2 separate regions of the Homo sapiens genome follow, and region 2 is linked to region 1. A link is a loop called in an ENCODE intact Hi-C map of the cell type or tissue named here. Cell type or tissue: OCI-LY7. All regions are shown on one strand. Each heading gives the region's core, and the rest is flanking DNA. Links, peaks and the distances in the headings are about the cores only.

Region 1 (16,373 bases), core at 5,601-10,600:
TCTTTGATTATAAGTTTAATACTTTTTCTTTCTAAATACAAATAATATTTTCTGCAGGAATTTGCCTCAGAAAGTCGTTCCTCAGTATCTCTTAACTACTGATATTTGGCCACTCTCTGCCATGTTTCTGTTGGTTGGTTTGTTTCACATTTGCCCTTTTCCTGGCCCTTCTGTCCTGTTTTGCCTGGCTATTGGACACATTCTCTTGCTTATCTTTCTTGTCTATGCATGTGCCGGAAGAATAGTGGAATGGCAGGAGATAACAGTTGACTCTGCTCTTTACCCTTCTCTTCATCTGGCCCCATAACACAATATATTTTATTAGTATTCACCCTAATTATGTCTGTACAGGCATAATTATGCCAGGTACAATTATGCCTGTGGTTAATAACTAGATTAGATCATTGTTAATAATTCATATAGTCTGGTTCTCTTTCTTTGTTTTTTAAAGAAGAAAATATTCTTACCAATGCATAAACTTAGTTAAGTTTAAAATAATTGGATGAAGTAATATCTCTGAAAAGCATTTATTACCTTCTATGGAATTCATTCTACCTTAGGTACAGTTTGCTGTTCTTTAAATCTAAGAATAGTTTATAACATACTCATAGTAAATATACCCAAGAAAATTAAGTTCATATTTAAAGTCATTGTATGCTGAAATCACTTTTCTAAACCAGCCAGTTTCAGAACTCTGAGAAAAAAACACAAAACAAAAGAAAAAATGAACAACAAACAAAACTGGCTTTCTTCTGCTCTTATACAACAATCAACACAGAAGATTTCTGTGACCAAATGTGGAAGGGTTTCTTCCCACTCATCAAGCAAGCAATCAATTCTGTAGTGGACACCGGTTGGTCTCCTCCAACCTAGTTTGATTCCAAAACTACCCACATTAAGACAGCGTATGAAGATAGATCGTGCACAGGTTGAGGTCTCAGTCTCACAGGACTGCCTCCGCTTCTGATGCCAATCGCAAGCTCCAGATTGTTTTACGTGTGCTTCTGACTGACCAGCGGTAAATTGGAGATCCCACAATTTCCTCCTGGGGTTTGATTATTTTGCTAAAGCAGCTCAGAAAACTCCTGGAAATGCATTTACCAGTTTATTATAAAGGGTATTATAAAGGATAGAGATGAAGAGTCACATGGGATGAGGTATGGGGGAAGGGGTGTGGAGTTTCCATGCCCTCTCTTGGTGTGCCACCCTCCAGGAACCTCCACTTGGTGAGCTATCGGGAAGCTCCCTGAACCTGTCCTTTTGGATTTTTATGGAAGCTTTATTACTTAGGTATGATTGATTAAACCATTGGCCATTGGTGATCAACTTAATCTTTAGCTCCTCTTCTCTATGATGTTGGAGTGTGGGGCTGAAAGTCCCACCCTTCTAATCCTGCCTTGGTCTTGGTAACCAGCTCGATCAGATCCAGAAGCAACCTAGGGGGCTGCCAGCCACCAGTCGACTCATTAGCATGCAAAAGACATTTATCACTTTGGAGATTCCAAGAATATAAGTAGTTGTATGTTAGCGGACAGCGACAAAACCATATATATCTTTCACAATATTAAATTGGCATACTAGCGCTCGACTGAAACTTTTTAATAATCAATTTGGCAGACTTTTCTGTATCCCTATTGAAAATTTCAAATATGTAATTAATTAATATTGGAGCTTTGAATGATTGCCTATTGCCCAATGTGTACATTTCAAAAGCCTAAGCCCTTTTAGCTACATAGATGATCGTTAGTGTTTTCAATGGTTTGGTGCTGAGTATTTATACTGGACATTGTGGTATGTTTCAAATGATAGAAAATAAGAACCGACATGAAAAGTGCAAACTTCTTGTAATTTACTTTGTTTATATAGAAGTAATACATTAAATCATCTATGAAGTACATCAAGTAAACCTGGATAGAATGGATTTTTAAATTGAAAATATGAGAATTAATATACTGAAAACCCCCATGGGAAGTAACTATATGTCACTGGTGCCAAATTGGAAATCTCCAGGTTATAAGATCATAACCCCTAGAGGAATATTTATCTGTATGTTTACTTAATATCTAACAGCATGTGAAATTTATTTATTAATATGCCTGCAGGTTTCTCTCTAATCCCACTTCTCAAAGATACACACACATAGATATAAAGCCACGAGGGGGTGAATTGCCCTGGAACTGTTTCCATCTAAGTTGAAAAATATGGTTATAATGGGAAAAGCAAAAGTTGCTCTCCTTCTGACCTTGAACATTTTTATAGACCCAAAGTAAAATATGTGGACAAATTCAAAGGCTATCTCCTCTATGATATCTTCCTTGCAATATACTTGGCCCCATCTATTGCCCCATCTAATCAGCACTGATCACACTGTCTTTGGTTATAATTTGACTATAGGCCTTATTTTATCATCCCTTCAATTACAGTTTATTTATATTCCTGTTTCTTTTGAATGCTCTCAAGTGATAGAGATCTTGTGATAATTTGTTTTAATACATGGCACATAGCAAAGCGACTTTGCACATTGTCATTTACTAAATATTTGTTAAATGTGTTTGGTTTTAATTGAATTGCATTTACATATCCAAAAACTTAAACATGTAAACCATTATTCAGGGTAATGATATTAAAAGAAAAGAGCAAACATTTTTTAACTGGCAAAGAAATACATTTTAGAAAGTTTAGAATGTAATTTTCCACAGTATTTTATTTTTGAAGTGAAGTTATGATTGTATATTTGAAGTGAAGTTATGATTGTATTAAAAGCAAGGTTATCTGACATAATTTTTACCTATACAAAGTTTAGAATTGAAACAACTGTCTGAATAATTTAAAACAAAACACATTTGCTTCAATTTTCTATCGATTTAGGGTATAACTATTGATTTGGCTTGAAATATCCAATGATTGCCTCAGTGCTATATTTCCTTTAGCATCTGTGGACTTAGCTACAATGAAACAAATCTTTTTGAAATTGTAACAGCTAGGCTGCATGCAATAGTAATATCAGACATCTGTATAGTGCCTTCTACTTACATAAAAGTGCTTTTACATAAATTATTTTATTTAGTTCTCAGGTAGGGGAAATGGAGGCAGAGAAACTGTGAGAAAAGTAGGAGAAATACTTTATAGAGATAAAAGACAGGATTATATTTGATATATATATATATGGATTTTTTTTGCAAATACCTAAATAGCTTGCACAAAAGCCTCTTGTGTATATAAGTTTGTTCTAAAATGAAGGTAAAATTTGTAATCATGGCAAACCTATTTGTATACACATGGAACTTGTTCACTTAATGTTGCCAAGTAGTTGAAAATATGAATCAGACATTTAAAATGGTGGCTTACAGGATTAAAAGATTTAATTGCAGTAAAGATTGTGAATATATAAAATTTGAATTTAGCCAAATGGAGATGATTTTAAATCTTTCAGAGAGATCAGTTTCAGTTTCAGTCATAGGAGTAGACAAGAATGAAGGCATCAAGTAAAGAGACCAGTGTGGTGTATAAATATGCCCAAGTCTTGTAAAAATACCATGGGAATATATAAAATAAAGTTACCCATTCTAACAAAGGGATTAAGGGAAGTTTGCACAAAAGAGGTGCGTCTTAAGAGTTCAATAGAGAAATGAGTAAGACCATAAATAAAAGCACTCAAATGTAAAATTGCACATTACGGTTGACAGTCTGCTACATGGTAAGTTGCATGGAAGAAAATAATAGAAAATCCAACTTAAAAAGTGGAATTGGGTTTGATTATGAATAGCTTGGAATTTCACACTAAAGATTTTGGCTGTCTTTGAAGGCAACAAAGAGTTTTTAATTAATTTTTTAAGAAAAATAAATGAAAAACTATTTATTTTAGTTAGGAAACTTTACTTTGATTGGAGATGAGAAAAGTGTTTAGAATGGAATCTTAGGGCAGTGCTTTCCAAATACCTAACAATAAGTCATGAAATGTTAACTTTTGCAGGGTACACTGTGCCAAGCTGACAACACTGTTTATGGCTGTGGGTCACCAGCTCCCTGAGACCTGCTCCTCTGCACCTCCCTAAAGGCTAAGAGACTCAATATCTCTCTCACTCGAACCCATCAGCTCCACAGCAAAGTTCCTGGTATCTCTTTTGGGAAATATCCTGCCATTGGGAAAGAAAGGAGAACAGGAATTGATGAAGAAAAGGGAGAAAAGGGGACAAAAAGAAGACAAAAGAAGAATAGAAGCAGAAGAGTACGGTATTCTAAGTGAAGGAAGAACCTTTTTAAAGAGGGAGTGAACCAAAAAGACTTGACAGCTATTGAGAATTCCAATTGTGTGGGAGCTAAGGAGAGGGCACTGGTTAGGGCAATGTCCTCCCTGGTTTTGCGTTAGAGGCAGTTTGAGTAGTAGAGGGGCATAGAAGGCAGATTAGGCAGTGACAGGGAAGTATGGAAGCGGTGTGTGTGGTTTGCTGCACTTAGACAAACCTTGTGGGGGAAGGTAGAAAAGCAATGGGCTGGAATGGGTGGCAATGACACTTTGGGGATTTGAAGACCTGCCTGAGTTTGTATGCAGATTGAGGGGAAGATATAAGAGGAAAGAATGGAACTGAAAACATAAAAGACAAAAGGAAATAATTGACAAAGCAAAATTCAGGCAACCAGGAAAGAACGGGATCAAATGTATGTAGACAGATTAAACTTGGTTAAGAATATACTTTTCTTTGAATAGACAGAAAGGAGGAACATATTGATAAATGGTAGAGGGAGATTTTGAAGGGTGCTGAAGACCTGAGAGAGTATTCTCACTCAATAGCTTTTGTTTTCTCTGTAAAATATGATGTGAGAAGGATGGTGATCATTCAGCAATTCCTACTGGGGAAAAGGACAGACAACAACGTGGAGTGAGAGTGGGGTCAGATGACTGTATCAATCATGTGCTCAACACTGTGCTAGGTGCTGTAGGGGATATAAAATATGTATCATGTGATTCCTGCCCTCAAAGGGAAACACACACACACACACACACACACACACACACACAGACACACACACACTCTCTCTCTCAAACCTATAAGGGTAAGGGAATCTTTTTGAGTTAAACTATGATTTGCTGAAAAGCATAATAAAAGTCCTAGGTAAGAATTGGAGAGGGGGCAGTAAAGACATTGAGAAAAGCTTTATGCATTATTTGGATAAACAGAGGAACAGATTGTAGGAAGCAACAGAACCCAGCATGAGCATGGCATGCACACCAGCTAGTTGGGAGATCATGAGATAGTAGAGGAAATGAGTGATGGGAAGAGGAAGGCAACATGACTGAATAGATAGGAAAGAACCAGAGTATAGAGCACTGGTAGAAAGGATGGAGGTGCATGAAGATTAATTAGGTATTTACCTGCAGGATGAAGGAGAGTGTGGAGATAATAGAAATAGAAAAATAATAAGGCAGGAAACGGTTGCAGCAAACCAGATGTGAGGTTATGCAAGAGTAATGCCAGTGCCAGAGTAAAGAGAAAGGGATGAATCTGAGAGATATTCTGAAGGAAGATTTGCTAAAATAATGTGACAGATTGGATATTGATTGGGAGGAAAGAAAAGAGTAACATGTGCCTTTAGGTTTTTACTTCTGGGAGATAGAAAAATGATGCTGACGTTGAAATAAAACATCTGTGAAAGCAAGGCAGATTGGGGCTTTTTGAAGTTTGGTGGGACAGCAGTGAATATTATTGGTAGGTTTTTGGCATTTCAAGTCTATAGGGAGAAAGGATAGAGGTTTATAATTTGGATTATCACCAAAAGGTCATAAATGAAGCTTTGGGGAAAAAAAAAAAGCTCTTTGAGAAAATGTGTGGAAGTACAGAGGATCAGAGTGAGGGTTTAAGTCTTAAGGGGCATTTCCAGTTAGAAATCAGGAGGAGCCATCGAGACTGCCTAAAAGGTAGAATAACTGGCCAGAGCATTTGGGGAACTAATGAATTGACATGCTCTGAAACAAAAAAGAGAAGAAAACTGCAAGGAGCATAAGATTTAATTGCAGTAAAAGTTTTGAATAAATAAAATATATAAAAGTCCATTGAATTTGACCAAAAGGAGATGATTTTAAACCTTTCAGAGATCAATTTCAGTGAAGTGGTAGTAGATGAGAATGAAGGCACCAGGTAGAGAGATAGTTGGTGTATAAATATGCCCAACTCTCTCTGAAGGAGAGTATATTAGAATTTCTAAGATAGCCCTGAGAAAGTACTTTAGTGATCACCGCTGAAATTGATGGAGTGCTGCAGTAGACCCCGATGTCCCCAAACCCCTCAGTCATCCAGAGTAGCTCCATTTTATATTATATGTATATGTATGTGAGCAGATGCGCCTGTGTGTATGTGTGTGTTCACACATATATAGATTTAAGAATTTCATATATTTTATCGGAAGAGGTGCTTTATGCTAAAATAAAACAAACACTTAATAATCTGCTCTAGAATTTTGGAAATCAATTAAAAAATACTAGATGAGTGCTGCCAAGGATTATGGGGTAATTTTAAAACAGGATATTAATAACTCCCAATATGTTAGAAAAAATAGGCTGTGGATTCATAGATCTCTCATTTTTAACTTTGGTTCTATTGACTAGCTATGCATGTGAGTTACTTAACCTCTCTTAACCTCAGTTTTCTCCGGTCTGAAATGTACCAAGTGGTATTTGCTGCATAGTGTGATTGTTAGGATTCACCAGGAGTAGACAAGGGTACTGGTTTCTTTTGTCTCAAATTTCCCTTTCAGTGAATGTGGTCTTTACAAACCAAACACTCAACCACACAGAAGATGAAATTGGATGTTCTATAATTAAGCTTTGTCTTCAGCTCCCATCTCTACTGATGGCAGAAAATTTACTCATTTCCAGATGAACCCAACAGTTTAGTTTTCTTAGACATTTTACGATTAAACCCAGGTAAACTCGTGATTTACGTCTTCACACATTTTCCTCAGTGTAACTTCAAAGATCCCACAGATGTCTCTTGGCTTCTGGGTCAGGCGTTTAGTCCATGGTCAGTTTGTTCATCATTGGCATCCATTGGGATTTGTTCTCTTGTCTGTCCCCGGAGTGCTTGCCGTCCGCCATGCGCGCACTGGCTGATGTGTAAACATGTTCTGTGGGGTAATCCAGGCTGAATCTTCCATGGGGTGGTGGCATCTTCTTACCCTGACCAAGCCTTTCCTATCTCTTCACAAAATCTTTCTACCAGCTGAAATATATTTGCCTTCTCACGGACGTGTGAAAATGTGACTGTCTCTTGGCAACAGGCTGAGATTTGCATCTGTTTGGGAGACCACCCTGAGCTCCTTTGGACTTCATGTAGACTCATTGCTAATCTACCTCTCAGGTACCCTATTAGATACTTTTTCCCCAAACATATTGTCCTTCCAGACTACATTTTGGGAAGGTAAAACTCTGCTCTTGAATTTACAAATCTAGCTGAAATTTCTCTGCTTTTCCCCTCTGGGAAACAATAGGAAAAAGAGAGCAGCTTACAGAGAATTTGGAGTTTTTTCAGACTTACATCAATGCTCAGAATCTATTGCTCTTGCTTCTCCTCACCTTGCCCTAAATGCACCTTTTTTCTTCAGGCTTTTGTATGTTTTTCTGGTGTGGGAAAACACACTGGTTGCCCCTGGTCATGGATATTTACAAAACTTTTCTGCTTCAGCCGGATCTACAGTAGGGAAAATGTCTTTGGATGTTTTGCTACCTTAGCAATCTACTTGTAACCTGGCCTTTGATTGTGCTGGACAAGTTGGTTGAACGAGGGCCTGTCAAGCTGTTCAGGAGAGGCTGGGGCCCAGTTTTATGCCAACTGATGGCTCTGTAGTCTTCCCTGAGTATTGTGCTTTCCTTTTGTTTTGTTTGTTTTTACATTAAGCTACTTACACAGGCGTGGCTCACGAAGGAAATGAATTAACTTGGATCTTGGAGGTTTGAAAGCTAATTACAGGGAAGTTTGAGGATACTGCAGCAGCCTTAGCCACTCTGCCCACCTGGTCCTGTCATGCTAGTATAATTTGGTTCTTCTGTCAACTTTTTAAGCACAGATTGCTAACTAGGTAGATTAATAATCATTCAAAATGGAATATCCCTATTGGGCTGCTTTCAATTCAGTCACAGTTTTCTGGTATAATCATCTAACACCAGAATAGCTGAGAAAACTACCTGTAGCAGCTTCCCTCAGAAAGGGGAACAGAAACTGGTTATTATTTTGAAAGCTTCTGGACTACCCCCAGAAACTGTGATGGTGGAAAAATACAAGCTTTTTTGATCTGTGGAAACTTCTCCTCATCCTGGCATTCTCTCTCTGTCTCTAATACACACACACACACACATGCACACACACACACAGACACACTCCTTCCCATGTGTTTAAGCAATATAGAGTCATCACCCCTCTTGGTGCTATAGCACTGGGAGAAAGTCACCCTTGAGTTTGGCCTTAATTCTAGTTATCTAAACAGTTTGCTCTGCAGGACTTTCTGTCTCTTTCAGGACCGACTCTGGGCCTAACTCAGTAGTATTTATATTTGCCTATAACTATGTAATTCATCCAGGGTTCATACTAAGCAACATAAAATAAGTTTATGATCCCTTATTTCTTAGAAGTCTCTTTTCATGAAAAAGGCACCTGCCTCCACCATCCAAATGGATAGTTGTTTTTTTGTTTCTGTTTTTCCATAACTAGTAGGGATACTGCTCTATAAAGATTTTGAGAACTCACTTTCCTTACTGTTCCAGGCTTTTGGGAAAATATATGGAATATTGACATGAACTTCCTAGATTTTTCTCTGCTAGAGAACTAGTGCATTCAAACTCATATGTTTTGATGTCTTTGGTTTAAAAAAGGTTTGTTTGTTAGATCTTTTTAAAAAGAAAAAAACAAAACAAAACAGACCACAGGTTTATTTATGTTAAAACTCCAAGGGCAAGGCAAAGGGAGAAAGAAAAGTCACTGGGAATAAGCCTAGTCCTGAAAAAATAATGAAGATACACATTCTAGTCCTCAGAGAAGTAAGCTTGTTTTTATTTTTATTTTTTGAGATGGAGTCTCACTCTATCACCCAGGCTAGAGTGTAGTGGCATGATCTCGGCTCACTGCAACCTCTGCCTCCCAGATTCAAGGAATTCTCCTGCCTCAGCCTCCTGAGCAGCTGGATCTACAGGCACCACCACCATGCCCGGCTAATTTTTTTTATTTTTAGTAGAGACGGGGTTTCACCATCTTGGCCAGGTTGGTCTCAAACTCCTGACCTTGTGATCCACCCGCCTCGGCCTCCCAAAGTGCTGGGATTACAGGCGTGAGCCACAGCGCCCAGCCGTAAGCTTATTTTTAAAAGAAAGAATGTTTTTGTCTCTTCTATGAGTGGAAGAATGAAAGCTCAGAGAAACTGGTTATAAAGACTGAGGTAAAGCCAGAGTGTTGAGGGCTCATCCCTTGGAGAGCTTTACTCTCTTCTTCAGAAGACGCATGAGAAAGCAAGAGGAGCATGGGCTTCAGTGTTAAACTGTAACATTTTATATTTTGCATGACACAAGTGAAAACTGGAACCATCATAATTTCCTGCCCCAGTGGTAAACAACCCCGGAAAAAAGAAAATTTAACCCAGTTGTGTGCTCTAGAAAATACTTGCTACTGGAAGATAAGTCTGTGACCCAGTGAAAATTGTATAATAATTTGCTCATCAAGACTCAATTTAGGTGAGAACCTCTCTTTGCTGTGCCCACAAATCCAAATCTATCATGTCATAAATTCCACCCATTCCCAACCAGTTCTCCACCTATCCATACTTGCCTTAAAGTTATCCAATGTAGATCTTAAAAAACCTATAACCATCCCTGTCCCTTAATTCCCCAAATGAAGATGCAACTGAAATTTCATAAAGTTAGCCCTTTGTGCAGTAGATCTAGGAAACTTAGCTATGCTTTATCAACAGGTACATCTGGTGGTTTTTAGGCCATCGCTGTTTAACCCAAACTGGATTTCAATTGCTCCTTTACATAGATAATTCATTTAGCTGATTTTTGCAGATAAAATGTTCATAAACCCGTTTTTCCCCAATAATACATTTATATATTGATTTCATGGTAACACAAATAAAACTCACATGAAGCAGCAATGCATTAATAATGTTCAAATATTCTGAATTTCTTATAAGTCCTATTATAAGGTGTTTATTATAATCTACTTCTAAGCTTTACATATGAAACAATCTAGATGCTTGCAAGGTATCCTTAATGGGGTGTTCTCTAGTCTACACCTACTTCCTCTATAACCTTGGATAATTTGCTTACCTTCTCAGAGCTTCAATTTTCTCATTAGTGAAATGGGAGTAATTACTACATCAGAAAGGTATTGAGAGGATTAAAGGAGCTCATGTAGGTAAAGATCTTAGAATAATCCCTAGCATATGGTACCAATATAATCAGTGTTGGTTTCCTTCTTTCTTTGGTATATTTCCTTCTTTAAAATAGGAGATGGGTCATGTGTGAAGAATAAGCAGATCTGGTTCTCATTTTTCTATGTTGCTGGGCAGAGAATAGAGGGAATCCCTGCCCCTGCCCAGCAAACATCCAGTGTCCTTAAGTTTATTTTCACTGTGGGAGAGGAAGGTAGAAATTCAGTAGTGAATGATGGGATAGCAATAAAATATTCCATTGCCCCTTAACTACTGGGAAATGGCGCCTCTTCGTATTTTAGTTAGGAGACACAAAATTAAATTCCTTTTTTTGTAGTTGATATTTTCTATTACATGTAGTATTCTTTATAAACACTAAGAATTTGGACTACAAATGGCTATAAATATCTTTAAATATTCAAATTATGAATTTAACCTATTTCTTAATGTAAATTTTAATTATTCTTATGTCTGGCTTAACATGGGCTAATAACCATTGGGAAAATGAGATGCTGCAATATTTTTGCATTCGAGTTTTAGAATGTTTTCTTTACTAGAATTTCCCTTTCTTTCCCTCTGTTATTTTTTAATCCATCTGCCTCTTTCCCCCAAACACATATCTGTCCCTGAACACACACACACACACACACACACACACACACACACACACACACCTGTCTTTCTTTTATTCCATTCTTTCATGTCACTGATTTTACAGAATCTATGCTTAGGCAGTCTGGAAAGCCACAATCTAAAGACAGATTCCATCAAGCTCCTATCTGTTAGAACCTGCAGTGCTTGCATTTGGATTCGATATCTAACAATAATGTGGTATTTTATAAACATTAGTGAGGATGATTTTGCACTGGTCAGCAAAGGTAAAAAAATAGGTGCTTTGGGAAAACAAATAAAAAAGGAATTGGATCTGTCTCAATAAATTGCACAAATTGTAAATATCCCAAAGATGCAGCCACTAACTCTGGCATAGGAAAATAAAGCTGACAATTACACTTTGGAATGAATAGGTGAGTAATACGATGGCTAAAAATTTTCTTTACAATCATTTTTTATTAAGTGCAGCACTGCATTTATTTATTAAACAAAGTTTCTGTTTCATCTGCCTGTTCAATTCCTCAGATACTATTTTAATAAGGTCAATTAAGATTTACATTCAAGTCATGATTTTTTCCCCATTCTGGTTTGAGTCTATAGATATACTTGTTCCATCAATTTAAACATAATTATAGAATAATCTTTCACAAATATTACAGTTAATAGCATTGGGGCATTTATAAACTCTAGTCCTTAATTTATGCACATTAAAATTTCATTTGAAATGAAAGAATGTTGAATAGTCAAGTATATTTTTAAATCATCCTATAGTGTTTCTAACACAGTTTGCACCGAAGCCCTAGAATTGGCCATGGTTGGTTGGGATTGCATGACCTGGACAAAGAAGTCGCTTGAAATGAATTATTACTGCCTTTAGCAAAGTAAAACTTAGTTTGATTATGCACTACACATTCCTCTTTGGTTTTAGAGATCAGAACCTGACATTTTACTCAGGCTAGGATCTGAACAGAGTTTTGTCTAATGGGAAAACTGACAGTCCTTTTAAGTTTTACAGGTACATGTTGTAATGCAGAAACTCTATGTACAGAAATATACCATTACAAAATTGATAATTCAGGGCATTGTTCTGACATGAATTAAATGAATTATCACATCAGAGAATTTCTGTTTTCCTCATTGAATAGAGAGACCTAAAAATCTTCTGCTTACATCAGCATATAGGGCAAATATAATTGTCTATTAGTTTATTTACAGTTGTATAAGTTCCAACAAATGGGGATGGAGCAAAATAAATTTATTGCTGTATTTTGAGAGACTATCTCTTATTTTTGAATATTTTCCAATGTGTATTCTCCATCAAACTCTTTTATTTCTTTGTGTCAGAGCTTTCCACAAATTATAGTGAAATGCAGTCTCATAAACCAAAAAGAAGAAAGGTTATTCTGTTGTAGGATGTTAGGACGGAGAGAATGTAGAACTTACAATTTGGAACAGTGTGGTTTGTTTGATTAAAATGTCTTTCGTTTGCTTTATGCCTTTAAAATAATGTTTAAAATATTCGAAAAAACTTAGAAAACTTTGCACAATATTGACTTTTAACATTAATTCGGTTACATTTTCAGTATACTATTTTTAACATTGTGGCATTTATAGAAGTAATTTGACTACATGTGTGGCACTAGATGTTTTCAAGGCTCACATATCTAGTTTCATGATTAAAATTGAAGGATAATTAAATTCAATAAACATTGTGTTAATATCTTTTTAGAAATGCATTTATTTTGGCAAAATAAAATTCAACTGTCTATCTATCTATCTATCTATCTATCTATCTATCTATCTATCTATCACCTATCTGTCTGCCTTTCTCTAAAAACATCCTAGAGTAGCTCTGCAACTTGGTAAAAATATTTTAACTTCATATGCTACGAATTTGATTTTCCTTGTATTAACTACACATGTAATTAGATTTTTTTCTTTCCAAATCATCTTTCCAAATTCTATTATCATTTTCTTTGGGACACTGATTTTGTACTGTTAAGTGAAAGAACCAAATTACAACTCTTAACTTTATGTACTTTATGTGCTTAATTGTAATATCATTTATTGATAAGTGAGCATATATCCTATGTAGTCCAGGACAGCCTTGGTTTATATTTTTTGTTCAGCCTTAATTATCAATTATTTACCTACTCCCCTATAAAAACATCCTAGTTTCAATGACAGGATCACCTATGTGGGGCCTGTCAGGAACTCATCAAAGGGGGTAAGATTTATATATTATGACAGAAATCCTCCTTCTTTCTCCTTTTGCAATTTTTCTCAAGTTTCTTCTTCATAACTACCCTTCCTGCCTACTTCCAGCTGTGAATAAACATAGACATAGATAAACATTGTTGATGCATGACCTTTGCCCAGATGTGATGGTAGGTAGATGACATTGCATTGAGCAAATGAAGAAACTGCAGCCTGGATCAGCACTCACTTAAGAGGAAAGATCATTTCTCCTTTCTTGCTATTTAGCCAAGCATTTACTGTGGGGATTTTCAAAGACCTAGTATTAGGGTTTCTGTCAGAAAGTTGATGGTCATACACACATATCTGGAAAGCAAATAGTTTGAAGTCAAAGGGCATAACTCATTGCATTTATTCCATACATGTTGTTAATTTAAGGTGTGTTTTCCATTTCAAAAGGTCAGGGAATATCAATTTGATAGCTCATTCTTGTTATACCTAATATTTTCTTTACTCTACATGCAAACACATCCAACAGCCCAAAAGGGGCAAAGGAAAATCATGTAAATTGCCTGATCTTTGTTCAGTGCAAAAGCTGTTTAGCAGCTCTGCTCATCCAACTTCATAGGGAAATTAAACATCACAGAAAACTTTGCCCTGCTGAATGGTCTTTCTGGCCTTACTATTGGATAACAGGAGAGATAAAAATGAGCTACGAGGGCTGAGAGTGGAGATCGTATATGCTCTGGCAATACAAACCCCTTATCTTGGGGTTACCTCCAGAGATGTTCTGGTGCTGGCTCAGCCTGGCTTGGGAGAGCACATAGTGAACATCTTTTTCCAACATTTTTTCTTGAGGAGTCAGTTAACCATTTGCCAGCACAACAGTAGTTACCTCTCTGAATAATCTAAATGTACTAATTATTTTAATTCATCACATGGTATGTGTGACTGATAATTTGTATTTAATAGTGGGAGAAGATACCTATATATTGTCCAACTTTGGTTGTGTATATTTTCCTTTGCACAAATTGGATCAGTCCATTTCTATTTTTTATCGTCTTACTTTCCTGACTTATTGATAAATCTTGGGAGATCTTCCCAAGTTAACACATTCAAATCTACTTCATTTTGTGTTAACAGCTACATTACAACCCACTGTACCAAAGTTTATTTACTCAGATCCCTTTAGATGAAAAAAGTTTCCAGTTTTTAGCTATAATAAAGAATGCTGCACTGACCATTTTTTTTACATTGCACCTTTGTATAAACCACTTTTATATACAGATACAGGAAAATTGCTGAGTCAACCTGTAGGTGCATTTTAAGTTTGGATAGATATGCTTAATTTGCACTCATACTTTAAGGGTACAATTTGGCATCATTTGCAGTATCATTTACAATTGCAATTTTCTTTTCTTCCTTTTTCATGGCAGGCTTAATCAGATTTGAAAATGCACTGTTAGGCATGTCCTTTTTCATCCTCCTTTCAAGGAGATATTTCTAACAGAAAGATAACAAAGGTTTTAAAAAGTCAGTGTTCCCTTAAATTTCAGCAAATAATTAAGAAGTGCCTGCCTATGTTCTAGAGACTCAATAGTTTAATAAGGCAGACCAGTTTCATGACTTCATGTAGCCTATGCTCTAATAGGAGAGCTGAGGCAAATGCTGTCAAGTATACCTGATAAACACTCACTCCAAGTATTTGTTAGGTAATTCCTTCCATAAGACCCTCGTCTACTTTTCTCAGTTTGTTATTCTAAACCAGTGGCATTCAGATATGATCTCACCCTTCACCAACTCGGGAATTCCTTTTTCTTCTTTTATGTATTGCGTCTCATTTCCTATTTTTTTTTTGTTTCTTTCCTCATTTTGTACATAGAGCATCCTCTAATAGCTTCTTGAGAAAAGTGCGTTGAAAATATGTTTTTTGACATGGCTATATTAAAATGTCATTATTCTTCCTTCATACTTTCTATATTTCAGCTTGATTATGAATCCTGATTGGAAATACATTTCTCTTAAAATTTTAAAGGATTTTTTCTATTATTTTCTAGTTTTCATTGTTGCTATTGAGCAATCTGTTAGTATATGGGCTGCATTTTCTCTCTTAAATGTTAAAGTTTTTTTTATCATAAGCATTCTGTAATTTCAAAATGAGATGTCTTAGAGTGGATTTTTTTTCATTCATTTTTGCAGAGCATTTGGTAAATCGTTTCAATCTGGAAACTCATATGTTTTAGTTCTAGGAGCTGGAGTACCAAGAGTGGGTCAATGGGGCCGTCTTCCTCAGTGCAGGCAATAAGGAATGGTCTGAAGAGAATTTTTAAATCATATTAAAACTTACTAAAAGATACTCTTATTTTGACTAGTGTGCCAGCAATTGTCCACCTAAATCTACTATTATTTAAAGTTCTCAACAACTGCTAGGATTACTGTTGACTTTTAATAATATATATGTGAACTTCAAACTAGCACATGCTATGTTACTGATCCCATATTAAATATTGTATTATGCATAAAAATTAATGTGGAGAACTCTGAATTATAGAGTTAGCTCCCTCCCTCCTGACACAGTACACTCATTTGAGATAAGTTCATAATACTTCAGAATCATTTGAGCTGTCTTTGGGTGTAGCTTCTGTTTTCAGTCCCTATTGTACTACATATTCCTGGATTTAAATATAAGATTCAAAATAAATAATGATTGCATAGTGATTACAAAAATGAAGAAATTTAATTTTAATTACCTCAGTTCTATCATTGTATGTGACCACTGGAGTATAGCATTTTGTTCTTGTTTTATGGAAGATAGCTATCTATATATATGTTTTCCATAAAATATAATAAATATATATGCACTATCCCTGGAGCAGTATACATATATTGTATATAAATATATAAAAATAACATATATATATCTTCCATAAAACATAATATATGTATACTACTCTAGTGATAGTGCATGTGCGTGTGTGTGTGTGTGTGTGTGTGTATATCTTGGTTGTAATTCAATCATGGCTCTGCCATTCTTTCAACATGTTCAAAATGTTGTTGACATCATCCTTCTGCTGAAACTTCCTTCCCCTTTCTCTGAACTTGTTTGTCTATGTATTTTTTATTCTATTACTGTCAAGATATATATGTATATA
Region 2 (16,373 bases), core at 4,182-9,181, 680 kb before region 1:
TTTCCTTTCACCACCAGATAACTACTACCCAGTATGCATTTAGGACTGTGGGCCACACATAGTTTGGAGGTTAGAGGGGCCAAGAGCATGGACTCTAGGACCAGCCTAAGTTTGACTTTTGGCTCTGCCACTTATTAGCTATGTGACTCTGGCAAAATGATTTAATCGCCAAGTGGTTTTGTTCCCCTCATCTGTAAAATGGGAATGATAATAGTATTTGTCTCATAGAGTTGTGAAGTTGAAACGAATGAATATAAGTAAAAGTGCTCAGAGCAGTGTCTGCTTAGAAAGTGCTAGATAAAGGTGAGCCATTACTACTCTTTTAATCGATGCTTGGCTGGGAAGGACGAGGATGCAGGTAAAGCTGGAAAATGAGGCAAAGGGGATGAGGTCACTCTGAAAAGAAGGAAAAATGTAGAGCTTGTGAGGCCTTAAATTTTGCCAAGCCATTTTGTGACTAGACTTCAGTTATTTAAAAATATCTCTATCTTGTAAACTTCTCTGTATTGGAACTTCTGCATTTTCAGACTTTGTTTTGGATTTTGTTTTGCTTTGCTTCTTGGGGAAGCCTGTATGAAAAATATCAGCATTAATATAAAGGAATTAGTACCCCAGATCATTAATTCTTGGGCTTCAGAGGGTTTCTGAAATAAAAGTTTACTTGTACTAGATATTTAAGTGCGTTTATGGATCTTAGGTAAAAATATTTGCCCCACCAAATTCTGTAAGAGTACTGGGACACCAAAAGGTTAAAAATCATCCTCTAGGAACCAGCTTCTTTGTGGCTTCTTTCTGACCCCACTTTCTGTGACTCCAGAAGAGCTGGTACTCAAAACAAGGGTAGTCTTGACCCCGCTCCTCTGGAATCATTTGGCCATGTCTTGAGATATGTTTGTTATCACAACTAGGTAGTGCTAGTGGCATCCAGTGAGTAGAAGACAGAGATAGTACAAAAAATCTTAAAGTGCACAGGACAACCACCCCCAACAACGAATTATCCAGTCTAAAATGTCAGTATCGTTGAGGTTGAGAAGCCCTACCTTAGAGGTAACATCAGCAGAAGTCCAACTGAATACTGGGGGCAGGTCTGGTGAAGCTGAGCACTTAGAGGGGGAGGAGTAGCAGAGCTGGGGACAAGAGAGATCATTATTCCATGAGCAATGGTATGGGCTTCCTGTCAGTGCTATGCCAGATGCCAATGGCAACTTATCTTGGTGAATGTAGGAGATACTCCTACCAGAACCCTCTTTGGGTCTTCATGACTTGGTACTACAGGGGCACACTCTTACCATGTTGAGTCTCACCACTTACTCTATTCATAGATCAGATGTCAGGCTCACTGAAAATTTGGATGTTTGATTCAAAAGCAGACACACTTAAATTCTTTTTCTGTAGCATAGACTTTATCAGGGGAGACATTTCCTCACGTGGGTAATGAGGTCCCTATAATAATTAGCACTAATTGAGATCCAGGTAGGCAGCTTAAGTAGAAAGGCTGACAACTAAATCACTCATAGTGGTGACCCAGGGGACTAGTCTCATAGGTCCTCATTTAGTCAGAAAGAAGGAGGCAGAATTCAGTGACATTAGTAAGTTTTCAGGAAGGATTACATTTGTTATAAACAATTAGCAAAATATTTATTTGAGCTAAATGCTGTGAACGAAACACACACATACACATACACACACATATACACACTTCTCTCAAGAAGAGTCTGATCTTTATCTCATTATATAGAGAGATCAAGAGCCAGCAGGATTATTCTTTGAATAATATATAGGTTCTGTCTAGTAGCCTGGGGACAAGATCACATGGGTCCCAGTTGTGTCCCTAGAGTGTCTTTCTGTGACTCTCACTTAACTTTTCTACAGTCTCTTCATCATTAAAATGGCCTAAACCTTTATTATTTTCTGTTCTTTGGAAGCCCTTCCTTACCTCTGGAGAACTACATTTGAAGGTGAGGCTGTATCACAGAGGGCTGTGTAATTTAAAGAGCTGCAAGTTCATTAACTTTCTAGAGTTATATCCTAGTTTGTAGGATAAATAGAATGGGTGTGAGAAAGAAAATCATGAAAAAAATTCCTTTTAGATGGATCACAGATTAGGAAAAATTCAGTGAAAAAACTGGAAGAGGCCTGCTTTGGAAATAAGGTGTACACTGTTTAGACCTTAGCTTTGTCGTACAGACCTAGGGAATAGAAGCCCATGAAAGTTTGCAGGATTTTGACAGTTTCTCTCCAATCTTTCTGCTGAAAGTATAGAATAAGGAGTGATCCAGATTGCACAGGGGTGAATTTTCCATAATCCAGGACTAAATGTGGCAGATGCCAAATTTATGAGTGTTAGTAATCTTCACCCTGTTGTTCTTGGGATTTTTCCATGAGGAGAGAAAAGAAAGAATTATCTGGATTCTAGTTCCAGCCTTGCCACTACCTAAAAAAAAAAAAAAAGTTTCTTTATATGCCAAGAAGAAGGAATTGAACCAGATGACATTTAACTTCCTGTTCAGAATTACATTTCTATAAACTCAGCTCCATGATGTTTCAAGAGCACTAAATTCAATCCAAAACAACTTTCTACAATAGAAGTGTCTCTTTTTTTAAGTCTTGCTCTGTCACCCAGGCTGGAATGCAGTGGTGTGATCTAGACTGACTGCAACCTCTCCCTCCTGGGCTCAAGTGATCCTCCCACCTCAGCCTCCTGAGTAGCTGGGACTACAGATGCATGTCACCAAGCCAGGCTGATTTTTGTATTTTTTGTAGAGATGGGGTTTCACCATATTGGCCAGGTTGGTCTCAAACACCTGGACTCAAGTGATCTACCTGCCTTGGCCTCCCAAAGTGTTGGGATTACTTACAGGCATGAGCCACCGCACCTGGCCTATGACAGAAGTTTCTATGAGAAACAGAACAACATTTTTGTGATCTACAATCCTGGAACTCCTCAATCCTGAACGAGATTTCAAACTCAGATCTTATCCTGGTCAAATATATCACCAGAATTAATTTACTGCTAGTGGTCCAAGCTTGAGCCTACGCTGCTGTCACCTAGGCCATTGGTCACATCTGCTCCTGTTGGCAAGGCCAAGCCAGTGAGGTCACTCACCAGGAACCTATTTGTACAAAAGACCTATGAACTCTGTGCATTCTCTGTCCAGGGAAGAAATTCTTGGAGAAGAGAGTGCTAGGCACCCAAGCTTGCTCTAACTACTAGCCTTGGTAGTTGAAAGAGCTTTGAGTACATACATAGTAGTGTCCACTATTTCTATTTTCCTCTTTCCACTGATATCTCACAAGACCTGAGAGTGCCTGGCTGCTCTGCATTGGTATTTGTGTGGCAGAGTGGAGCACAAAATGGGGAAACCCTTCAGCAGGGAGCAAAAGTATGGCTTTGGGAAATTGAGGGCTTCAGAATATAGCATCAAAAAGACTCCAGCAGAGTAACACTGTTTGCAGTCAAGATATCTAGGGGTTCTGACAAGGGTCTCTGGCAATGGTAATACCTGGGGTGGTCTTTGGATCACTGGGAAGCAGGACCCTTGTGGTTGTGGTCTCACTGTGAGTGCATGCTGCAGCTATGCTAACAGGACTCTCTTGAGTGGCTTTTTAGGGAGTGTATGTGTTGGAGAGGAGATGTGACACAACAATGACGTATTTCACATGGAGTGGAGAAAGCTCTTCCTTGAGAACTTGTAAAGCACCCTTGGGTGGGATGTCGGAGTGGGACCAAAGCTCCCATTACAGTAGGTCCAGGGGAGAATCTAAGAAACACAGTGCATAAATGTAAATGTGGCCTCCTGTTTTCACTCTTTCTCCTCTGCTCTAATTCCACAGCCTCAACCTCCTTCTGCTAACCATCTCCATCCCCAGGCTGGTGTCCTAAAAACCATTCCATCAGAGGTAACATCTCATGGAAAGTCTGAATAGAACAGAGCTAAAACCATTGCTGTGCTGGGTACTGCAATGTTTGAAAGCAATTCTTGTATAAAAGTTGGAAATAGAAATGATTTTGAGGGGTTTCAGGATAATTTGATGGCAAATTTGGAATGATAATGTCGAGAATACAGGGAAGATGCTAAAAGGAGCACCCAAATGGAATATCTTGGAGCAGAATTTGTACACATACCACAACTTCTTAGAAAAGAGCCACAGCATATGTTGTGCTACCAACCTTACCTGGTGGTCCTAGCTTGGAATGGACAAATAATCAGCATAAGTTCCATGACTTTTCCAGTTCCAAAATCAAGTACAATTGCTTAATTGCACTAAGCTTCCTACCCTGACATTCCAGATCTGGACCTCTGTAATGGTCTCCAATATGTATTTTATTTTGCTTCCTGGCATCCATTTACCCTGTTTTTGGCAACTGTACTCCAATTTTCCTCTGGTAGACTACTCTATTCAACTTTCTATTCACCGTCTTCATTCCTCTGTAGTCGTCTCCAGCTTCAGAGACAGGCAGCGGGATAGAACCCTGGGTAATTAGAGAATTATACTGCTCTGATCACAGTGATTGGCTCAGAAATATTCCCATGACCCACTGGAATCAATGAGAGGTACTGAGACAGTTGCTGGAACTTGTGAGAAAGAAGCTCTCTTTAGCTTGTTTTCTGCAGCCATCTGGTGACCATGAAATAAGAGCCTGGCTCAGCATGAAGCCAACATGAAGGAGAGTAGAGGCAGATAATGGAAAACGAGGCGTTGGGTCCTGACATTATCACGAGTTTTCCATAACTCAAGGGACTGGAACTGGCTTCACCGTCATACATCCTGTACAGTTTGCACAGGGCTCCATGATCAGAAGGGCCTTGTGCTTTGTTCAATGCTCTGCTGTTGCTATGTTGAAAATCTTAATACATTTTATGTTTGAATTTGTATTGTGTAAATAAAGTCCAGTGAGACAATGGAGCATGTATGTGAACAGAGGAGCACATGAAATCAGCATGCCTGCCATTCCTTGCTATGCCATTTGCATATAGTGACCCACGAGTGCAGACCTCCAGCCAGCCCCTTACAGCCCCCAGTGTGCAGAGGTTCAGTGACTCAAAGTGAGTACGAGGTATGTTGATGGCTGAGACAGTGGTGTGCTGACAACCTGGAAAGCCATGCTTTCCCTTAGAATCAGAACTTGCTTCAAATGCAGAAAGAAGGCCATGACATTTTAAGAAAAACAAATGGCCAAAGAGCCCTGTTAGAACCTTTCTTTTATATCACTTCGCCGTATTACTCAATCATTTACACTGGAAATAATAATGACACAGATGGAAAGAGAAAGAAAGAAAAACCCAGAGTTGCTTATCCTTTTAAGTCTTTCTTCACTCATTGATGAATGTAGAATAGAGGGTGTTGGCAGAATGTGTATCAAGAAGTGAAATAACATCACAGTTGAGTTAGTTTTTGAAGCTTTTCCACTATTCTGGTAAAAATGATACATATATGTACAGATGCATGTATGAGCTATGAAATATAAATTCAGCAATTTTAGTGTTCTACACATGACTTAAGAGCTCTTGTATTTACATTTAAAACTGATTTTGCACAATATACGGATAAATGGTAAAACTCATGCTGATAACTAAAAATTTTAGTTTTTCTTTGTGTAGAAACACTTAAGTAGCAAAACCAAAATCATCCCTAAACTCCAGAAAACCCGCACAACAAAACCACCATTACAAGTAAGAGTGAGACCACAGGAGGAAAAAAGAGCCTTATATTTCAGTATCGTGAGTCACACTTTTCTCCTACTTTTTGAAGTTGGAGAACCACATTTTCATTTTTCACTGGATTCTGCAAATTTTACAGCCAGCTCTGCAAGTGACTTGTATTGATTTGCTAGGGCTGCCATAAAAAAATACCACAGAATAGGTGACTTAAACAACAGAAATTTACTTTTTCACACTTCTGGAGGCTTAGAAGTCCAAGGTTTAAAGTTCTGGCAGGGTTGGTTTCCTCCGAGGCCTCTGTCATTGGTTTGCAGGTGGTTACCTTCTTTCTACCTCTTACCATGGTCGTTTCTCTGCGCATGCGTGCCTCTGATGTCTCTCTGGGTGTCCAAGTTTCCTCTTCTTTAAGCACCCCAGTCAGTTGGCATTGGGGCCCCTCCATATAACCTCATTTAACTTTAATTATCTCCTTAAAGACCTGATCTCCAAATATAATCACATACTTGTGAATGAGGGAGGATTAGGGCTTCAGCCTATAAATTTGAGAGGGGGGCACAATTCAGCCCGAATGGTACTTTTCAATGGCATGAACCAATAAATTCCATTTTTCTTTACACCAGGTTAGATTGTATTTTTTTTAATCCCTTAGAACTTAAAAGAGCCCAATTGCCACAGCTTCATAGTGTAACCCCTCGCATCTACTCCTCAGTATTCTGCTACCCGTGGACAGGATATTTTTAACCCTCTTAGGCAACTCAGAAATGAGGAAAAGAGATAGCTAAAGTTGTCAGGAAATGGAACAAGATGCTTGTGAAAATGTATATTCACTCTTTATTCATGATATAATAATAATAAAATTATTAGTGCCAGTGAAGAGATCAGCCCCTTTATTTTCACAGGTTATAGAATTAGGACATGGAGGAGTAAAATAAAATCTGCATAGCTCGGGAAACTAATATCAGAACCCATAGCCCCTGATGGCTATGTCAGGATTCTTTTCATTCTACTTCATGGTACTTACCTGAATTTTTCATAGTACAGAGATGAGGGATATACTTTTAATCTCTGAGTTGGTTCACCTGTTTGATAAAAACTCCTCTGAAGTTGTTTTTGTGTATTTTTTAAACAAAAGGCCATTTAAATAAAATATGCACCAATCTACCAAGATCCTCTGTTAAGTCCAAACTAGCAAAATAAGTGGTGTAGAAGAGTGTTTTTTCATTTAAACAATTTTAAAAAATAGAAGTGATGCAAATAAATGCATGTCTCTTTCTGGAAAAATCACATATGCTACAATCTAAACTGAGATCTTTGTAGATGTGACTTCAATTATAGTATGTATGAGGTAATCAATAATTATAGAAGGCAGCTTCTCAAAGGCAACAACGGACCTCAGAACCAGGATTGGGATTTGAAATTTAGAATACCTTTTTTCCATCCCCTAATGTTAATTCCACATTCAGGGCATAAACTTTTAGTCTGAAGAACTAACAGGGAGCAGAAATAACACTATTTTACTTGCGCAAATTTTTAAAGAGGAATCACGTACAGGGGGATGGATATTTTTTATTTATTGAATGTTCTCAGCATTTCTCATTGGTGTCTCTAAGCAGCAGAACTAAGATCAATAGGAAGGCATAAAGTTGCAAGATGGGAATGAAAAATGAGATTAAGAGTAATGCTTGTAAAAGTGCAAAGATACCTGCTTAAGAGACAGCAGGGGCTGCGTGACCCAGGCCCTCTTAAGCTGTCCTCTCTTCTTGCATGACAGTCCCAATGTTGCAGGCCCTTGGAAAAGGCTCCTTTCAAAGTGTGGAGAAATAGAAGGCAAAGTGCAGATAGAGACAGTGACAGAGAGCAGGAGACTTCAAGGGAAATAACCATGCAGTCGCAGATGAGATGTTTGCTGCTGCCCTAAATACACATGACTGTGATGTGGCTGTTTTTGAGTTGTTCCTTATTTTCCCACAAATGTACTAACAAATCCAAATGAGTGTTTTCATTCAGAATAGTCATCTTAACAGTACATGTATTGCAACACAGTAGCCATTGCTTAAATACCTTTGGGATCGCTTTTATTCTTTTAATATATACAGAGCTAATAAACATTTGTCAGTTGAGTTTTGGGAACTGCAAGAAGCCTACAAGTGCCAAGTTTGGTGAATAAAGCTATTATTTGAGTCCCTCCCTCCCTCCCTCCCTCCCTTCCTTCCTTCCTTCCTTCCTTCTTTCCTTCTGTCCACAATTGGTAATCAAAAATGGAGACTCAATATAAACTACTAGAATTTACCTTCTTGTATGGTTTATAAAATGATGCGGAAGGTGTAAGAAAGAGTGAAAAATGACAACATCATAAGTAGAGGCTCCCAAGGTAACTATTCTGAAGGTTCCAATATTCAGGAACATTTGGTTATGCTTGTAAAATACACACACACACACACACACACACACACACACACACAAAAGCACACATACCAGCTTGTGTACAGATTGCAGTGTTTTCAAGTATCTTTGTTGTGTAAAAAGATACCTGTGTAGCTTTATTTTATGTAGCTCTACTAAATACACATTCAGAGACTCTATTATTCCACAGTTATAAATACTACCAGCCAAGTGAATTCTGAGTTTGCTCTGTTTCTGATCTAAGCTCCATCAAGTCATTAATTTCTCCTTTTTCCTGGGGCTGATCTAAGCTGTGAGGTTTTCAGTCTCAATCAAGTGAAGAGGAGAGTTAGTATCTATCCTTGGTCATTACCTGTCCTGCACTGATCTCTCCTGAGATACACAATTCTTCCATTTGGTCCTCCACGCTGCTCCCTGCTGCCTTGCCCCTGTGTCATGACTACAAGCCCATTTGGGGTCACTTGTTCTCTCTCTTGCTCTCACTCCCACTCTCCTCTCTCTTTTAGAGCTAACTTCTGTTTCACAAAAATGTGGGAAAGAGGGAAGGATCAGTGTATCTCCCACAGCTTTTAGAGGTGCTGGAGACTTAGGGAACTCTTGGATCCTCTGCCCCAGACATTTCTTGAAGCCATTTGGCTCTATTGCTGCCTTGCTTTAGTGGTGTAGAAAAAACGACAGCAACCCTATAAAGGTATGCCTGGCACACAACAGGATCTCTCTGAATATTTATTGATTGATTGGCTGGCTGACTGAATGAATGCAAATGCTATTTCCCAGAGTTCCATAGGGTATATGTTTTCTCTTCTATTATGTTCTCCGAATAACGTAAGGATTCTATAGTCTTCTCTACTCTCATTGAAACTCATCCTGGATGAGGTGGAGAGAAGAGGATAAGGCCTCTTCACAGGGACCCTGCAAGAATAATTCTAGATCTCTGAGGAGTTTCTGTAGTCATGTAAGGAGGCTGCCAAGTGTCCCACCTCATTTGGTTAAATTATGCTCATCTTTTAGGTGTCAGATGAGACCACCTTAACTTTTCTTTAGACTGTGTGCTCCATGAGGAGTCTTTTCTGTTCTGTCCTCATCACCATTTTATTAGTAGGTATTGTGCTTGGCATATCAGGTTGTCAATATTTTTGTTTGTTTGTTTTTTGAGATGACCTCACCTGTTGCCCAGGCTAGAATGCAGTGGTGTGATCATAGCTCACTGCAGCCTTGAACTCCTGGGCTCAAGCAACCCTCCTGCTTCAGCCTCCTGAGTAGCTAGCAATACAGGCACACCAGTGTGTCTGGCTAATTTTTTATTTTTATTTTTGTACAGATAGGATCTTACTGTGCTGTCCAGGCTGGTCTCAAACTCCTGGCCTTAAGCAGTTCTCCTGCTTTAGCCTCCCATAGTGCTGGGATTATAGGTATGAGCCACCACACTCGATCGATATCTTTGAAATAATTAATGTGAATATGAATAATTGAACTCTTTGAGCTAGGCTTGGTATTTCTGAGTGTTACTCAAGTTTTCTAGATTTTGCTAGTTTAGCTATCTCAGAAGACTGGAAATAATTGTTTTTTTACTGTCTTCATTTTTGCAAACCTGAACATAGTGGGTTAAGAGGGAAAAGTCACAATTCCCAAGTAAACATCCTTTATGCTCTCAAAAGCTAAGGGAGGTAATCTGGTTTTAAGATGCCATTTATTTAACTTTTCAGATAGTTTCTTAAACATTTTTTTGCACATATTAAATGTCCTGTTAGAGTGCTTTGGGAGAAGTTGAGATCTAACAAAGTCAGTAATCATATGTAAATTTTTGGTTGTATAACCAACAATCCATTTCTTACAATTCAGATTCCTCAGTGACCATAAATGACTTTGAAAGGAAGAGTACTCGTCACCAACTAGTACAGGGAAATCTCCAATGGACACTTTGCACAGTGAAGATTAGAAATGGCTGGTAAATCTTTAATGGACAATTGCCTTTATTCTTCATGGGTTTATGAGAACAGCTGCACCAAACTTACTAAATTAAAATATTCTGTATTCTGCTGAGAAGGGTCAACTTTTCTTTCCTTTCACCCTCCCTTCTTCTGTCACTCCCTTCCTTTTCCTTCTTTCTTTTTATTTTACCTGTAATATTTCCTTTTTTTTTCTTCCGGAGACGGAGTCTTGCTCTGTCACCCAGGCTGCAGTTCAATGGGGCGATTTCAGCTCACTGCAACTTCCACCTTCCAAGTTCAAGTGATTCTCATGCCTCAGCCTCCCAAGTAGCTGAGATTACAGGCATGTGCCACCACACCCAGCTGATTTTTGTATTTTTAGTAGAGACGGGGTTTTGCCATGTTGGCCAGGCTGGTCTTGAACTCCTGACCCCAAATGATCCTCCCACTGTGGCCTCCTGAAGTGTTGGGATTACAGGCATTAGCCACCACCCCGGCCCATTCCCTATAATATTTCTAAGCCAACGTGTCTTTAACCTTCAACTAGATTTGCACAGAAGTAGTTGTTTTTATGACTGGCATATGTGGGGGTGAGAAGAATACTTATTTCTGGTTGTTTAAACCTCATCCATATCCAATTCAGCTATACATAGGAGCAAAATTCTTTTCAGGATAAAGAATAAAATCCAAGAAATATACTTAATAATATGCGACTTCCTCTGGGTACATGCCTTCCTTTCATCAGACACCAAAGAGTTATTATATGTCCTCAGGGTAAAAACCAAAATTCATCTAGCGCATGCAATATTTGATCTTTATTAACTTGGATTCATCACTTCAAGACAGCACAGTCAATAGGAAGGGTGAGAGTTAGATGTTGTTCCTTTATGTTAGATTTGGGGAAGATTATTTAACTATAGTTTTGAAATCTGGGGCAAGCATATATTCAATGTGTTTTTTTATTTCTTCTTCCTTTTCCCTTAGTTTTGACAGTGGATCTTCCAAACATTCGACGAGAAAATTGGATTATCAAAAAAAGTCTATTAAACAACTAATTGCCTATGTCATTGACATACTGACTGCATTTATAGCACATTAAAAAAGTCTCTATTATATCTAAAATATGCAAAAAGGACTGAGGATTTCACAGTGAACTTTTGTGCATGCAAGTCCTAATTTCATTTATCAATTCACAGCCAATTGTAATTTATCTAAACTCTCACCCACTTCCCCTTAGGTTAAATTATTTTGAAGCAGATCCTAGACATTGTGGTATTTCTTTCATCAGTGTTTCTATGTGGATATACAAAAGATAAGATTCCTTTAAAAAAGCCATAATCACCACATCATCATCACACCTACAATTATCAGTAATTCCTTAATATTATCAATTATGATCTCTTCAGATTTACCCATTTTTAAAAACATTTCTTTTATTAAATAAAGATCTAAATAAATCCAAATATTGGAATTGGTTGATATAATTTTAACTTTTAATCTAAAGATGGCTCTTCTCTCTCTTTTTTAAAAAATGTATTTGTGACAGAAATTGAGTTTTTCATCTTGTGAGTCTCCCTTCGTCTTTATTTTGCTTATTGCATCCCTGCAGTGTCATTTAACATGTTCCTACCTCCCCTGTCTTTCCTGTAAATTGGTAGTTGGATCTGGAGGAGGTTTAATCTACTTCTTAGATGGTGGTGTGTGCTTCTATTAGGTGACGCCTAATGTCTAATTTTCTTTCTTTTGTTATAGCATGCATTTTAACACTTGATCATACAACTTATTTTTTATTTATTTCATTAATGAATATTCAGTCTGGCAAAGGAGATTTTAAGTGCCTTTAGGGTGAGATTGGTTTCTTTGATATCCTGTGTAGTGCTTTTCTAAGGTTAGACTCACAGAATGTGGGCTACATTCTGTTTACTGACTTGCTGCATGCCTTCCAAACAAGAATGGGGCATACCTGTTGGCAAACATGGCAGATAAGTGGACTTAATTTCACTCATTATTAAGAGGCTTAAGCAGGAAGACAGATGAATTCAACAACTGCTGTTCACTAAAGAGGAACAAAGTGAATGCTACCAAACCTTGCACTCTTTTAAAGAACAACTCTTCTGCAAGCATTCAATGGGCAATTGAGACCTTATTTGTTTCTTTGCATCTGTATGTGGTGACTGTATGATGCTCTAACTCCATTTTAAATTTAATTATCAGTGCCAATGAAGAAGAGACTTGTTATTTGTGTATTTGGAGAAATTCCAAATTCCACGGACTGAAGACTTGTTGTGATGAATTGACCAGCACTTTTTGTTCTGACAAATAAGATTTCTGCTGCTTCATCTCTTTTAGCCCTACAATTGGATGCACTTAGGGTCTGGTATCAAAGTGATTGGTATTGATGGATAAAAATTTTGTTTGGAGTAAAATAAATAGAAAAGACAGATGCTTTTAGTTTTTCTCTTTTTCTTTTTCTTTTTCTTTTTTTTTTTTTGAGATGGAGTCTTGCTCTGTCAACCAGGCTGGAGTGTAGTGGCACTATCTCGGCTCACTGCAAGCTCTGCCTCCCAGGTTCACTCCATTCTCCTGCCTCAGCCTCCCAAGTAGCTGGGACTGCAGGCGCCCACCACCACGCCCAGCTAATTTTTTGTACTTTTAGTAGAGACGGGGTTTCACCTTGTTAGCCAGGATGGTCTTGATCTCCTGACCTCGTGATCCGCCCGCCTCAGCCTCCCAAAGTGCTGGGATTACAGGCGTGAGCCACCGCGCCCGGCCAGTTTTTCTTAAATAGTAGTAAGAAATATGTTAATAATTAACATATATGGATATGAATGGTTTGGAAGCACAGAAAATATCAAATAAATATTTGCTGATTTAGGAGAAGGAAAAATAGTAAGTGACTAATTTGTATTGCCAGTCTCTATGTCTGAGGGTCTTTGCCACATGTGTTATGTATGTTAATGTACAAAGTGCTGTGATGGGTAGATTTTTTTTTTTTTTTCTTGAGACGGAGTCTCGCTCTGTCGCCCAGGCTGGAGTGCAGTGGCGCGATCTCGGCTGACTGCAAGCTCCGCCTCCTGGGTTCACGCCATTCTCCTGGATGGCCAGATTCTTACTCCTATTTTACAGATAGGGAAACTACAGTTCAGAGATTAAATAATATGCCAAAGTCTTCCCAGCTACTACCTGGTAGAGACTTAGCTGAAATCCGAAGCTATCTGATTCCCAAGCCTATGCACTTTCCACCCTACCAGCTTTTCCAAAGTGTCTAGAGAAGGCCAGTGCTGAGAAATGCTCCCTGAGTAAAGGATTATGTCACCTTATGAATTGAGAAGACTCTGAATAGCAAACCCATTTCTTAGCAAATTCCCAATGCATATAATAAAGTTTCTGAGAAGTCTTATAGAAATTAAACTAAATTAAGTTTGTTAAATCCAGCATTGGATTATGAAAACTTTTCTCTTTTCCTTATAATTCTTTGGGAAATACATACTTTACTGGGCTGGACTGAGAATCAGTGGTCCTGGACGCTTTACCAGCTAAGTAGGTAAAACTGTTTACCTGGGGATAAGTTACATTACCTCTCTGGGCCTAGAATTCGACATTTATAAAATAAAACTCTGGCTAGATATTTTCTAAGATCCTTCTTGAGTATAAATGCTTGATGACTCCAACCCATTTCCATATGAACAAAACCCATTATGCTTTGTTTAGATTACCAACAAGATACCTGAAATCTCCACTCAATTTCCTACAGACATCTCAAATTCATTATGTACCAATGTGTTCTTATCCATTCCACCTCCCCATCCTCCTGCATTTCTTTATCTCTGTCACATTACCAGTCACTTAAGTTGTTTAATCCAGAAACCTAGTAGTGATCCTGGACTCCTTTTTCCTTTGTCACCATCACATCCAATCAGTATAGCTTAGCAATTAAATGTGTGGGCTTCAGTACTGGAGACTACAAATCCTGGCTCTACTTGCAGGAAAATTAGAGAGCAGCTTGAATTCTCTGTGTCTCAGATTCTTTATAAATAAAATGCATACAATAATTCCAAGATATAAATTTATTGTGAAAATTACACAAGAGATAATCACATGCATAATGGAAATTCAATAAATGGTTCCTTCCTATTATTCTATCTTTAAATCTCTTATGCTCTTCCCCTCTTCTCCATCCAGAGTAATACCTTCCTAACCCGGACCTCATTATCTTTTACTGATATTGCAATAGTCACCTAATTGGGCTGTCTAACTCTTGTCTAGTCCCTCCCACTTTATCCTTTGCATTTTTGACTGGGTGATCTTTTTGAAACAAATTCTGTCATATTACTCTGCCCTTGAGTCTTGTGGTCCAGTGACAGCAAATGACTTGAAGTTCCAAGAAGAAGCTGTGCTACTTCATGCTTTGGTATTTTGCTTTGTTACTTCCTAAGGTGACCCGGAGTGCTCTTACCACTGCCCTTTGTTTGGCTAGCAGACATCTATTCATCTTTCAACTTAAATAATGTTGCTGGTCCCAGATGAATTTCTAGAATCTTGCTACTCCTCTGAAGAGATGGAACCTATTTTCTCTCCCTTTAAATCTAGATAGAGCTTTCAGCTTGCCTCAGGAAATGAAATGCAGTGGTAGTGATACTGTTTAGCCCCTGAGGCTAGGACATTAGAGGCAATGGGATTTCAGCCTGGCTTTCTTTCTTTATTGGGATGCTTGCCCTTGCATACCAACCACCAAGCTTGGAAGAAGCTCAAAGTAGCCCATCTAGGGAGACAGTATGAAGAGGCCATCTGGGATGCAACTCCCATGTGGAGAGTCTTCTAGATGACAGCTAGCATCAACTGCTGGCTGGGACTTCATATTTTTACACGTGTGTGTATCTGTATTTGTGTATATATATGGATATATGTATATACACGTGTGTGTGTGTGTGTGTGTGTGTGTGTGTGTGTGTATCTTCATAAAAATCTCTGCCTTCATGGACCCCATATTCTTTGTAGCCTTGTGGCCATGTATTGGAAAGGTAGTGAAAGACACATCTCTGATGAGGCAAGAGGACATACCTCAGGAAACTGTTCTGTTAGGTAGACTTACTCACTAATGTGAAAAACCACTTACTACTTAGCATGAATTAGAAGAGAAAGCTTGAACGAGAGGGTCCCTTTGAATTGTTCCGCCTGCTTATCTAGCCAGTGAACTTCACGGCCAGTTCTACATTCAAGCTTCTTGGTAATTTAAACGTTCTCTTGTGTGTTGCATATGGCAATCTGGGCTAGCCGTCTGGGATGTGACTCCTGCTTCAAGAGCAATGAAAAAGTTTCTAGCACTCACTGTCGATGTGGGAAGCAGACTGTTGTTGAAGTGTTATTATTAATGAGAATTACTGCTGGACAGCTTGAACTAGAGGATAATTTATTCTCCGTGAACTTCTAATTGCAGTAAAATGGTTTATTCACTGCCATGCTTGTCCATCTTGTTTGTTCTTGTCTTTCAGGCACAGTTGACTGCAATGAAATAAGGCAGAAGTGAACAAGTTGCACTAGAAACAAAAATCTGTATTTCTGGAGACACAGTGGAAACTGGTCAGGCAGGGTTAGCTTGTGGAAGAGATGCTTGGGAAAATGGTAAAAAGCAGTATGGCATGCTCAAGGTGGAGCCAGTCATAGTCAACTCAGATGAAGCAAGACACCTACTATGTGTTATGCCTTATGCCAAAATGGGAAATCAATATTTCCAGATGGCTACTCGCTGCTCTTACTTTTGAAGTTCTCACTTCCCCTCTGGCATTTCTGACAGAGAGCTCTTTCACTTATTTTAAAATTTGGCATGTCTTCTCCACTATCCTCATTTTGCTTCTATTGATTGCTTTGGGAAAATAAAAACTCACCATGATGAGGAGATGTAGGTTTTCCTGGTAATATCTTTAATGTTCTGGTGTCTTCCCCCCGATTTTTGCCAAATCTCTGCCTCCCATTGATCTCATTCTTCTCCATTTTGTTTCCCTGGTAGAACCACTGCCTTTCTCTTTGCATAAATGTCATTAAATGTGCTCCTGATTTGCTGCTACCATGGTAATAGGTGCTTGTCATAGGCTATTGACTCATTACTGTATTTATATGAGATTTGGTCACTTGTGGTTTAGCAAGCTTAAGAAACAAACTGACTCTCAGCCAGGAAATGGATTCGAACCTGTCTGTGATGAACGATAGATTAGGGTTTGGGTGCTATTATTATTTAATAGTTAGTAAAGCCTCTGAGTGGACTAGGGACAGTGCGTTGCCTGGGGAAATGGTCCTGGCTGTCACATAGCATCTATTCTACTGTAGACAGCCTTAGTGGAGCACACAGCCAGAGAGAAGGAGAGAGAGAGGGAAAGAG

The links. A loop is a pair of places that touch in the nucleus more often than their neighbours do. Peaks named below come from ENCODE experiments on the same cell type or tissue, not always from the same donor. Only the 100,000 strongest peaks of a DNase experiment are listed, where the experiment ranks them.
Region 2: it touches region 1 in a loop (2.5-fold over the local background); 1 of 110 quality-filtered maps calls a loop at or near these places.

Annotation. Positions count from the first base shown.
Region 1 is chr12:16,849,405-16,865,777 of GRCh38, forward strand. The region is part of intron 4 of LOC105369677 (a long non-coding RNA gene); the gene reads right to left. Among named protein-coding and RNA genes, the nearest start is that of LMO3, 250 kb to the left of the region's middle. In OCI-LY7, for the core only: no CTCF peak of the experiment used is centred there; a DNase peak (open chromatin) is centred at 8,217; H3K4me3 peaks cover 1,042 bases; H3K27ac peaks cover 1,615 bases.
Region 2 is chr12:16,168,455-16,184,827 of GRCh38, forward strand. All of the region lies in intron 1 of LOC101928362 (a long non-coding RNA gene), which reads left to right. Among named protein-coding and RNA genes, the nearest start is that of SLC15A5, 100 kb to the right of the region's middle. In OCI-LY7, for the core only: no CTCF peak of the experiment used is centred there; no DNase peak of the experiment used is centred there.